Regions from separate parts of the Homo sapiens genome. Here region 1 is linked to region 2. A link is a contact called in ENCODE Hi-C or POLR2A ChIA-PET data. All regions are on one chromosome and are shown on one strand. The core of a region is the stretch at or near the end of the contact, and the rest is flanking DNA. Distances in the headings are between cores, read along the strand shown. Region 1 has its middle 22 kb from the start of CXCL6. Region 2 has its middle 37 kb from the start of CXCL8.

Region 1 (5,193 bases), core at 783-3,282, 39 kb before region 2:
CGGCAATGGGAGAAGTGCCCCTCCTGATTCTATCCAGAAATAGTGATGTCTGAAATGGATAAATGTTTGACTCTTCTTGTCTCCTCAATGTCTTAAAAATCAGTATCATATGACCTGGAGATCACAATGTTTAAAACACTAAACATAGCACCATTTCCCCAGGCTATACGAAGTTAGGTGGACATTTGGTATGTGAGATGTTATTAAGTTAAAAAGTTAGTTATTTCCTAGAAATGACACATGAATTTATATTCTCTCACCCCTAAACAATTTTTAAGTGCTTTAATTTCCTGGTGGTTGAAACCAAGTTTCCCCAGTTATGTCTGACTCATCAGAACACACAGCTGCACTGCCTGGAGATCACCCAGTAATGTGTTTCATGTTTGCCTCCGTCCCACCCTTTCATCACCATTCCTTGCCTCAGTGTCTAGGTCAACACTGCCTTGTGTTTAATATTAAATAGCACCAGAGACTCGTACTCCTCATTTATTCTTCATTCATTTCATTTTTTTCTCCTCTTTTTATCACCAAAAGACCTACCAGGGGAGTGGATCCACTCAGCTGCAAGTCAGGGGCTGGACCTCATCCTGCTACAGGCCTAGCTGATTGCTTGATGTTTGTATTAGTCCGTTTTCATGCTGCTGATAAGGACGTACCCGAGACTGGGCAATTTGCAAAAGAAAGAGGTTTAATTAGACTCACAGTTTCACATGGCTGGGGAGGCCTCACAATCATGGCGGAAGGCAAAGTGGAGCAAGTCATGTCTTATGTGGATGGTGGCAGGCAAAGAGAGCTTGTGCAGAACAACTCCCATTTTTAAAACCATCAGGTCTCATGAGACCCATTCACTATCATGAGAACAGCACAGGAAAGACCCACCCCCATAATTCAATCACCTTCCACTGGGTCCCTCCTACAACACGTGGGAACTATGGGAGCTACAAGATGAGATTTGAGAGCCAAACCATGTTAATGGTATAAGCAACCAGCTAGGGCTGTAGCAGAAAACTGTCTGGTCCCAGACTTTTGTGTACACCACAGTTGCCCACCATAACAGGAAGTTGGGTTAGGGCTTTTTCTCTGTGATGGACAAAGCGTAGAGGAGGTCTTTCTAATATATTCACTCTACCCATTTTTTTTTTCTCTTTCTGAGCAGATACTTTTCCCTAGAGTCTGGTAGCAGGTGTGATTTAAAACTTGAATTTTACAAAGAAATGTTTGCTTCATGTTCAACCATGACATTTTTGCTTCAGTGTCTGATTTAAAGATTAATTTGTTACTGGTCAACTTATCCAAAATTGAGGCTTACAAAAATCCCCTGATACGTAATGACGGAAGCAAGGATGGGCTGCATGTTGATTTAGCAGTATGAGATATCAGAGTGCCAAATCAGAGATCTCTAGTGAAAACAATATTAATGCCAAACCACATTTTCGTGACTGGATCAATAATTTCTAAGAGAGGTTTCACCAACCTGGTGCTTTAAGCATGTTGATACCTGTGACATAAATTTTGATGTTTAACATCTTGGTAAATATTAAAATTGTAAATTGGCTCCCAATTTATTTAAACATGCTTATAGGTCATAGAAACTCTAAATAATATGATTGGATGAGAGCTAATATTTAGGAGATTTACTAATCTATGTATATATATTGGGGAGGTGAGGAAAAATATAAATAACAAAATATATTAAAATATTTTCTAACACAGTTTTTGATCTCTTCACTCTAAATATTGTGATTGGGTGTAAAAATATAATTGTATATGTACAAAATGCTATAATTCACCTATTGTGTCTCCAAATGCTTGGATTATAAAGAGACAGATTTCTCACTTGTGCTTTTCTTCATCATTTAATGGCCATGTCGACTAAAGTGGGAATTGATTACCTCTGGCAATTATTGCTGATGTTGAATATAGTTGTTCTGAACCATCCTTATGCTGCTGGAACACACAATACTGGATGATGGCTTTAAAAGGTAACAGGATGTGGTGTAACATGACACAGTAAATCCCCTGCTGAATCAGGCTTTTTGTTTTTCTCAACTGTCTTCCTCTTTTTATCTGGTACTTGATCCTCTATTCACAAAATATAAAGGTATAACTAGGTCAACACTAGAAAGATTGTGACTGTTGGTATTCTACTTACCTCTTATTGTAAATAAGTGAGGGAGGTGAAGTTCAAAACTGCCATCTGACAGCAGTGCCAATACAGTTTACCACGGCCCGCTATTCTTCCTTGCTTCTCCTAAGGTCCACTTCACATATGTACAGCTTTGCCTACCAAGAAGAGGAATGAGGAATTTGTCTTTTTCCAATGGGAAGCAGGCATGTCAGAGATCGCATTGTGCACTTTCCAGGATCATACCACCTACCTCATTCTCTTTGCCTCCCCTGTTTCACCATCTCTACCTGCCATTCATTTATTCATCCCTCAAATATTTATTGAGCTTCTACTAAATACCAAGCAATGCTAAAGGCATTGAGGATATAGCAATAAGCCAAGCCAAGTTTCTCTCTCAAGTAGTAGTCATTTTATTATGGTTACAGTTGACAGGTAAGAAAACAAAGATAGGTGTGCCTGTGTATGTGTACATATTTATTTTATACAGAGTGATTGAAGGACTCCTACAATGATATCAGAGAAAAAATCTGAAATAAGTGAAGGAATAATCATGCAACTCCAGGAAAAAATTATTGTCTTTAAATATTCCGAGGTAAGTAAGTAAGGCTTCAATATTCCAAGGTTAAGAGTTTTGTTGCTATATTGAAGGAGAGTGTGACTGAGCAGTATTAACAAGAAGTAGTCAGGGGTTGTAAGATTGGAAGGTTTTGTCTATAAGAACTTGGGTTTCTTTTAGGTGACCTATAAAGCCATTTGGAGAATTTTTAACAAAAGAGCAAAATAATCTACTTTTCTTTTTAAAACTCTTTTCATATGCTGTGTCAAAAATAGAATAAAGGGAGGCAAAGAATGATAAAGAGAACTTAGTGTGAAGGCGGTTACAATAGTTCAAGTGCAAGATGATGATGCCTCAGTCTAGAAGGAAAGCCATGGAACTGGTGAGAAGTTGCAGGGTTAAAGGTATCTTTGAAAGGTATAGCTGTCAGGACTCACTGGGGAACTGGATGTAAAGCATGCCATAGATGGTGTAGTAAGGATGGCTCTGAGATTAGCCTGAGTAAGTGGAAGCATTAATTTGCCATCATTGAGATAGGAAAACTCAAGGAAAAGAAGATTAGATGGGAAATGGCTGGGTATTTAAGTTTAATTTTGTTCATGTTAAGGTTAAAAATTTTTGTTAGATCATCCAAGTAAATATGTAAACAGATATAGGAATGTGTAATTCAAGAAAGAGTTTTGGGCTTGTATTATATAAATTTGAGAGTCACTATCACATGGATAGAATTTACACGAAAGAATTGGATTATGTCACTTGGGAAATAAGAATAGTAAAAAGGAAGAAAATCATCCTCTTAATAATTTCCTATTCCTCTTGCATATCAGAATCCCTATGGAGCTTTAAAATACATACATATACCAGAGCTCCACCACAGACCCATTGTATCAAAATCTTTGAGATTAGGGCCCAGGAATCAATTTCAATCAGCTTCCTCAGGTGATTACTTGTGTAGAAACTGACATGTATTTGCTAATCAACATTATAAGCCATTCTTTTGTGTTATAATAGGAATTAACTTTTAACGTTGAGAAAACACTTCTTTCCATATCCACTGGCATATACCCAAAACTAGGGTATGGTTTTCCATTTCCTGGATTAACTCAGCAGTTTCCTACCTGTTCTACCCACATCTATCCTTACCCCTATCTTTTGCATAATTGGCTCATATCATCTTCAATGTAATCCATTGTTTTCAAAGGCAACTGTCCTTAACATATCCAGACCCTGCCTGGCTTTAGCCATCCTGTCTCTCCATCCTCATCAGGCATGAGGCTCCTCCTTGTTCTCTGCACTGCCTCCACACACTGGCCTTCCTTCAGTCCCAAGGACACATCTACTTCCTCCTGTTCCCGGGTTTTGCACTTGCTGTATCCTCTACTTTCATGTCTCTTTGTCCATTTTCTGCCTTCTTTCACCTAATTAACCCTTACTCATTTTTTACCTCAACTCAATCATCACTTCCTTAGAGAAGTCTTCTCTCTGACTAAGGCAAATCCTCCCATGGTAATAGATTATGAAATAAATTTAGAAATTTATGACCAGAATTTTTTAAGGAAAAAGAATGGAAGAAAAAATGTCAGAATAGGTTATGCCTAATAAGAATAAGCATTATCTCATAAACTTTTCTTTCCTTGTGGACTAATAGGACAATGTACTCATCTTGTAATATTTTTACAGGTGCACTATTGAGTGTGTGTGTGTATGTGTGTGTGTGATTATTAGCTATTGTCTGACTCTCATTAGACTGGAAGCCCCATGAGGACAAAGGACTGTGTCTGCTTGCTCTTCATTTGATCCATAGTTCCTGATCAAATGGCTGACTCTCATTTAAGCACACAAAGCATAGTTTGTGGAAAGGAGGAAAGAAAGAATACAGTTATAAGAATTAATATTTGGAGCAGGGTACTCCTGTACTATCACATTATATAGCATGACCATAACTAGCTTTGCCAATACAAACTCTGTGAGCTTGTCAATCTCATATTTGAAACAATTAGATTTCTCATGGTGCTTATTTATTTTTAAAAATTTATAAATAAACAATTAAATGACTATTTACAAATTTTAAGTGAAATGCTAGGCTAAGGAAATCTGATATTACTGTAGATGGCATTATTTCATAAGAAGAGCTTCAGAAATCCAAGCCTTCCTGAAGACCACAGTAGAAAGAACACTTTTTTCCCCCAGAAATTTATGAAAATTTTAGAAATAATTTTAGAACTAAAACATTGGCATTCCATCTTTACTTGGGTGTACTTTTTTCTCCCCCTATGAAACTCTTTTACTCATTCTTATAGTTACTCTTTTCAGCCTTTCTGCTCTGTCATTATTTTTCTGTTTCAAGTGTCAGAAAATCTAACCTTAAGTAACATTGTAAGAAAGGAAATTAAATGGCTATTTAACTGATTATTGCAGTTTTAAAATTTGTTTCAAGTGGAGCTGAGAACCCAGGACCCAACCATTGTCAATCACCAAACCCTGTTTTTTTTTTGGCTCACTCTCTTAA
Region 2 (5,577 bases), core at 2,724-5,223:
TAACATTTAGAAAGACTAGATGTTGTAAATTAGGATACGTTTGCCCATTTATATATACTATATACACAGCAAAGTAAAAGAAAATGTAGATACAAGGAACAGTGGTCAATTGTGCCTCACCATAAACACACTGGTGTAAAGGCCTTTGCACTTTCTTCTCCTCCTTCCTCCCTGTACCAGCACAAATAATGTGTACTGCTCAGAGGAGTGGTTTGATCACTTTCCAAGGGACAATATTTTATATCAAAAGGCTATCTATAAAATGTGGAAATTTACTACCTCTACTTTTAACATATTTATGTACTTCTAAATATCTAGAAAGACTAGCTGTTTCAAATAAAGACTTAAGTTTGTTTACTATATACACAGTATTGTTGAATAAACTACACACATGTAACAACTGTTATATCTGAAAGTGTTTTCTAAATAGGAACGTTCTGGTCTAGAATCCTTTATTTCTTTCAACTCCTCTCTACGAACAACCTGGTAAATATGGGCACATGTGTCAAAGCTGATGCTATCATTTCACTTCCTGAAGTCTTTTTCAAAATACAATCTTTGTATACATCTTAACATAAAATGTACAAAATGTGTTAGTTTACTAACTCTCCTTTTGTCATACATTGACAATCTCTAATATCTAGTGACTAGATATTATAAAATTAGGATTCATTTGTCCAATATATACAGTATATACAGTATAGTTAAGTTAAATAAAATGCACTGTCAAGGGCATTTGGGTATAAAGGACAATGGATAAGCTGACATTTTCTAGTACACACTAGCAAAATGCCTTTTGCAATTTCTTCCCTCCCATCTCCCTCAACCCAATGAACAAGTATAGAAAGTACACTGTTCACTGTTCAGAGGTGGATTAACAATTCTACTTCCAAGCACAGTATTTCTCGTCAGTTTTTTGGTTTTTTTTTTTTTTTTTGATGGAATTTCACTCTTGTTGCCTAGGCTGGAGTATAATGACGCGATCTTGGCTCACTGCAACCTCCACTTCCCGGGTTCAAGAGATTCTCTTGCCTAAGCCTCCCGAGTAGCTGGGATTACAGGCATGCGCTACCACACTGGGCTAATTTTGTATTTTTAGTAGAGACAGGGTTTCTCCATGTTGATCAGGCTGGTCTCAAACTCTCAACCGCCTGACCTCAGGTGATCCGCCCACCTTGGCCTCCCAAAGTGCTGGGATTACAGGCATGAGCCACCATGCCCGGCCTCCCATCAGTTTTTAATAGCTATTTATAAGAAGTGTTATTCTACTACTTCTACGTTTAAATGCATCAAGCACTTCTAAATATGTAGAAAGACTGGAAATTTCATATAACTTTTCTGCTATGTTAAAATTGCACATATATAATAATGGTTATAATCTGAGGTATCTTCTAAATATGACCATTTTGGCCTTGAACCATTCTCTCCTCCCTTCCTTCTCTCTGCCTTCAATCCAGTGGACCAGTACAGTATGTGTAATGTTAGAGATGTCTGAACAAATCTGTATTCAAAAGTCATTTACAGAAGACAAGCTTTCCTGTGAATTTCAACACAGTATATAAAATGTGCTAATTTGGCTGGGCACAGTGGTTCACACCTGTAATCCCACCATTTTGGGAGGGTGAGGTGGGTGGGTCACCTGAGGTCAGGAGTTAGAGACCAGCCTGACCAACATGGTGAAACCCTGTCTCTACTAAATACAAAAAAAAAAAAAAAAAAAAATCAAATTAGTTGGGCGTGGTGGCAGGTGCCTGTAATCCCAATTACTTGGGAGGCTGAGACGTGAGAATCCCTTGAACCCAGAAGGCAAAGGTTGTAGTGAGCCGAGATTGAGCCATTGCACTCCAGCCTGGGCGACAGAGAGAGATTCTGTCTCAAAAAAAAAAAAAAAAAAAGTGCTAATTTCACTAAGTTTAGTACTTTTTAAATGTATTCCATAGGTTTTGATAAATTGCATTTCCATTTTCATGTGTTTCAAAAAAACTTTAGTTTCCTTCTCAATTTCTTAACTCACTTTGTCAGTTTCTTTTAAAATTATCTATACAGGTTCATGACCCAGTAATATCAATTCTAGGTATTTAATCCAAGATAAATAAAAGCATATATGTCCAAAAAAGTATTGGACATAAATATTCATAGCAACTTCAGTAACAAAATAAAAAACTAAGGACAATGAAAGTAGGAAAGATTGTGGTATAACCCCATAGTATGAAATACTACTCAGAGACTAAAAGGAATGAGCTCCTGCAAAAACATGAATAAATTTCACAAATATTATGCTGAGTGAAAGTCAGACAATGAGAGTGCCTAGTGCATTATTCTATTTCTATAAAATTCTATAGTGATAAAATTGGATCAGTGGTTATCTGGGACTGGTAGGGGGCAGAGTGACCGACTAAAAATGGGCAAGAGGGAACTTTGGGAGCATAATGTAAATATTCTATATCTTGGTTGTGGCAGTGGCTACATGAGTTGATATCTTTATCAAAACTCATCAAACATGACACTTCAAAAGGATATGTTTTTACTTTGTAGAAGGTATACTTGGATCTTTTTTATATCCTTATTCAGATAGAATACCAGTATAGCAGCTCCTAGGATTTGTCACAAATGGAAAATGACATGTCATCTTCATTTCAAAATTACAGTTCTTAAATCTGGGGAGGAAAGCCAACACCCTTTTGGACCATGAATACTGCCCAGAGTCCATCAGCTACTCCGTTTGGAATTTCAGCAGTTTCACAGACACAGACTCCTGCAGGCAATGCTGCAGCATCCTGAGTTGATTCATTCACTCAGTGAGCCATAAAATATGAGACAATTTCTCACACTTTGCTTCATCATTTGCTGTTTTTCAGGCCAAGATGACAACGAGCCCAGCTGAAGCTGACATCCCAGCAAATTGCATGACAAATTGCAAAGACGACTAACCCACAACCTACTCTTCTGGAAAATACAATTTAAATAAAATAATTTTAAGTGATTTTCACCTGTTTTCAAAGTACATGATACAGTTTATAAGTATTAAATTTAAAAAAAGACTAAAATGTACTTAGTGACTTTTCATCATTATTGAAATAAAATTTTATCAATTTAAAATATAGAGAAATGAAAATATGTTAATTATTTTATGGCTTTTTCCCCTTAATCTTAAAATACGATTCAGAGGTAAAGTTGTATTTGTTTTGGCTCAACATGCATTATTTACTTCAAATTAAGTATATCAAAAAGCAAAAGTGCATGCTTTTAATATTTCTCTAGTAACTTAAAGCAGATTATCAAAATTACTGTATTTATAATCTTTTGTTTATTTTACAATGATTTATGAGATTAATTAACTTAAAATCAACTGTATCCACCTTCTGGAGGCTTTATGTAAAACAAATTAAATAGACATTTTAGGCATTGAACCATAATTTTCAGTAAGCATTTCTTTGGTTTACTAATGTTTCAAATAATACAGATTATACTTTTTTTAACCTCTGAAAAAGATCATACATTTTTGTGTTTAATAAAACTGCCATGGTAAGTGCTAAGGAACATTTATTCAGTGACAGTAAAGGTATTGAAGATAAGTATGTAAGATAGGATCCATCATCTTTATATATGGAGACAAAGCTTTTGCTTCTCCACCCAAAAGTGCACACTTTGACACAATTATACCTTCAAAAAATATCCATTTTATAAAATATAAATGTATTAGGTAAGCCAAAAATAATAAATTAACATGCAGTGTACCATCAGTAAGCAATAGGTAGCTGGCTTTCTTTGGCTTATAAACATTGAGATAGCCACACAAAGTAAGTTTAAGAACAATTTTGAGACCAAGGAAAAGCAGTGCATTAAGTATTAAGCATTTATCCAGGGACAGCAACATGCATGTTTTCAGAATGTTTCTACTCAGCTCCAAAGACACCTGCACCCTGTGGTAAGCAGGACTGGGATCATTGCAAGGCCCACATTGCGGACACCATGAAGGATCACAGACTCAGTGACCTTTTTGGCACTTCTCCAAAAGCTGTGTCAACATCAAAATGTTTTGGCTTTTCCCTTCATCTCTGCCAGAGAAAATAATAACTTCCTTTTAGAACATCTAGTTCAGAATGTAGGTTAATGGAATGCTTTATCTAAACCAGCCAAATTTTCTTTTTTCAGAATGAAACCGCAGAAGTGAATATGGTTTGGAGTTACTAATCTTCATAACAAGGAAGAAGGAAGTTTGGCAAATAAAAGTTCAAAGGGATTTTTGATGAAGAAATGATTTAAATCCCCTTATTTTCCCCTGCCAAAAAAAAAATTCCACACATATTACCCTTTTAGACCTCAATTATAAAGCATTTTATTCAAAAAAGTAAAATATATGTGCATATAACCATTACCTATCTACCCACCTCTGAGATTAGCTCTATTAATATTTGATTATAATTGATTCCAATCTTTTTTAATTAAAAAATACATAGACTCTAAAGTCCCATTCGCCAGTTTTCTCTCTTCACTATTCAAATCCTGTGATGATAGTATCATTCTCTTTAGTGTTCTGAACTTTTACCATAGATTCATGTTTCTCTATATAGTATTTAGTGCTTAACATCTACGTGAATGACATTGTACTGGATGTAGCATTTTGTATTCTTTTTTACTCAGAAGTATGTTTAAAGGTTTACCCTTGTTTAACCAGTTAGATTGAGTAGTTTCATTTTAACTCTATCATTGCACTGTTTATGAATTTTACTCCTGAGGTTCAATAGTTTTTGCTATTACCAACACTGCTTCACAAGCATCCTTATAGCAATTTCTTATGTACATGGTTGAAGATTTCTCTAGTGCAGACGCAGAAGGGATAATGCTGGGGTAAGTTCTGCATATCTTCAGCTTTCACTAGATATTGCCAATTTCCAAAGTTATGTGCATTTATATTTACCCCAGCCATGTCTGAATTTCCATTTTCCCATATCCTCACCAAAATTCAGTGTTACCAGATTTACCAGTTGTTGACCATCTGATGGATATGCAATGCTATCTCATAGTGGTTTAAGTTTGATTTTTTTTGATAACTAATGAAACTAAGTATCTATTAAGTTTCTGTGAATTGCCTATTCATATTCTTGTCCATTTTTCTATTGGAGTCTGGGATTCTTTAACTGATGAGTAGCGGTCATATTTTAGATACCTGTATATTCCAAATACTTATATATTCTAAATACCTACTGCAGATGAATGAAATTTTCACTGTGTTAAGATGAATGTTAGACTGTTTAGATGACACTTTGAATTCCACTGAATCTCAATAGAAATGTTTTACAATTTATTTTACATCTATCCGGAGTGTCAAGCCTTACTGCTCAATATTATATACATGTTCTCTTATTTCAATATACTTTCATGTATCTTTTTACTTATTTATCTCATAGAAAGGCAAGGTAGAATAATGTTTGACAGGAAAAATCAGACTTTGTACCAGACTGACACTTTCTAGGTTTGAATCCCAGCTCTGTAGCTTCCTAGCCATATAATAATGAGTACATTATATAAGTTCTCTTCACTTCAGCATGTTTATCTAACATAAAAAATAATAGT

Evidence for each region. Hi-C counts contacts between places; a loop is a spot of excess contacts on that map. ChIA-PET counts read pairs that join two places held with the same protein, here RNA polymerase II (POLR2A). Pooled maps may share reads with other maps.
Region 1: a loop to region 2 is called in a map of endothelial cell of umbilical vein, with 3 times the contacts of the local background. The contact joins two enhancer-like sites. A Hi-C loop is called at or near these places in 4 of 168 maps with a recorded cell type or tissue (IMR-90, ascending aorta, endothelial cell of umbilical vein and 1 more) and 1 of 50 pooled maps. POLR2A ChIA-PET finds 5 or more read pairs at or near these places in 1 of 52 experiments (WTC11).

The regions. Positions count from the first base shown.
Region 1 is chr4:73,812,155-73,817,347 of GRCh38, reverse strand. No RefSeq gene overlaps it. Among named protein-coding and RNA genes, the nearest start is that of CXCL6, 22 kb to the left of the region's middle. Within about 2 kb of position 2,032, at least 4 of the 41 ENCODE cell types and tissues checked have a DNase peak (open chromatin) inside an H3K27ac peak, as active enhancers do; they include endothelial cell of umbilical vein, where a contact is called at or near this core.
Region 2 is chr4:73,775,012-73,780,588 of GRCh38, reverse strand. No RefSeq gene overlaps it. Among named protein-coding and RNA genes, the nearest start is that of CXCL8, 37 kb to the right of the region's middle. Within about 2 kb of position 3,973, at least 5 of the 41 ENCODE cell types and tissues checked have a DNase peak (open chromatin) inside an H3K27ac peak, as active enhancers do; they include endothelial cell of umbilical vein, where a contact is called at or near this core.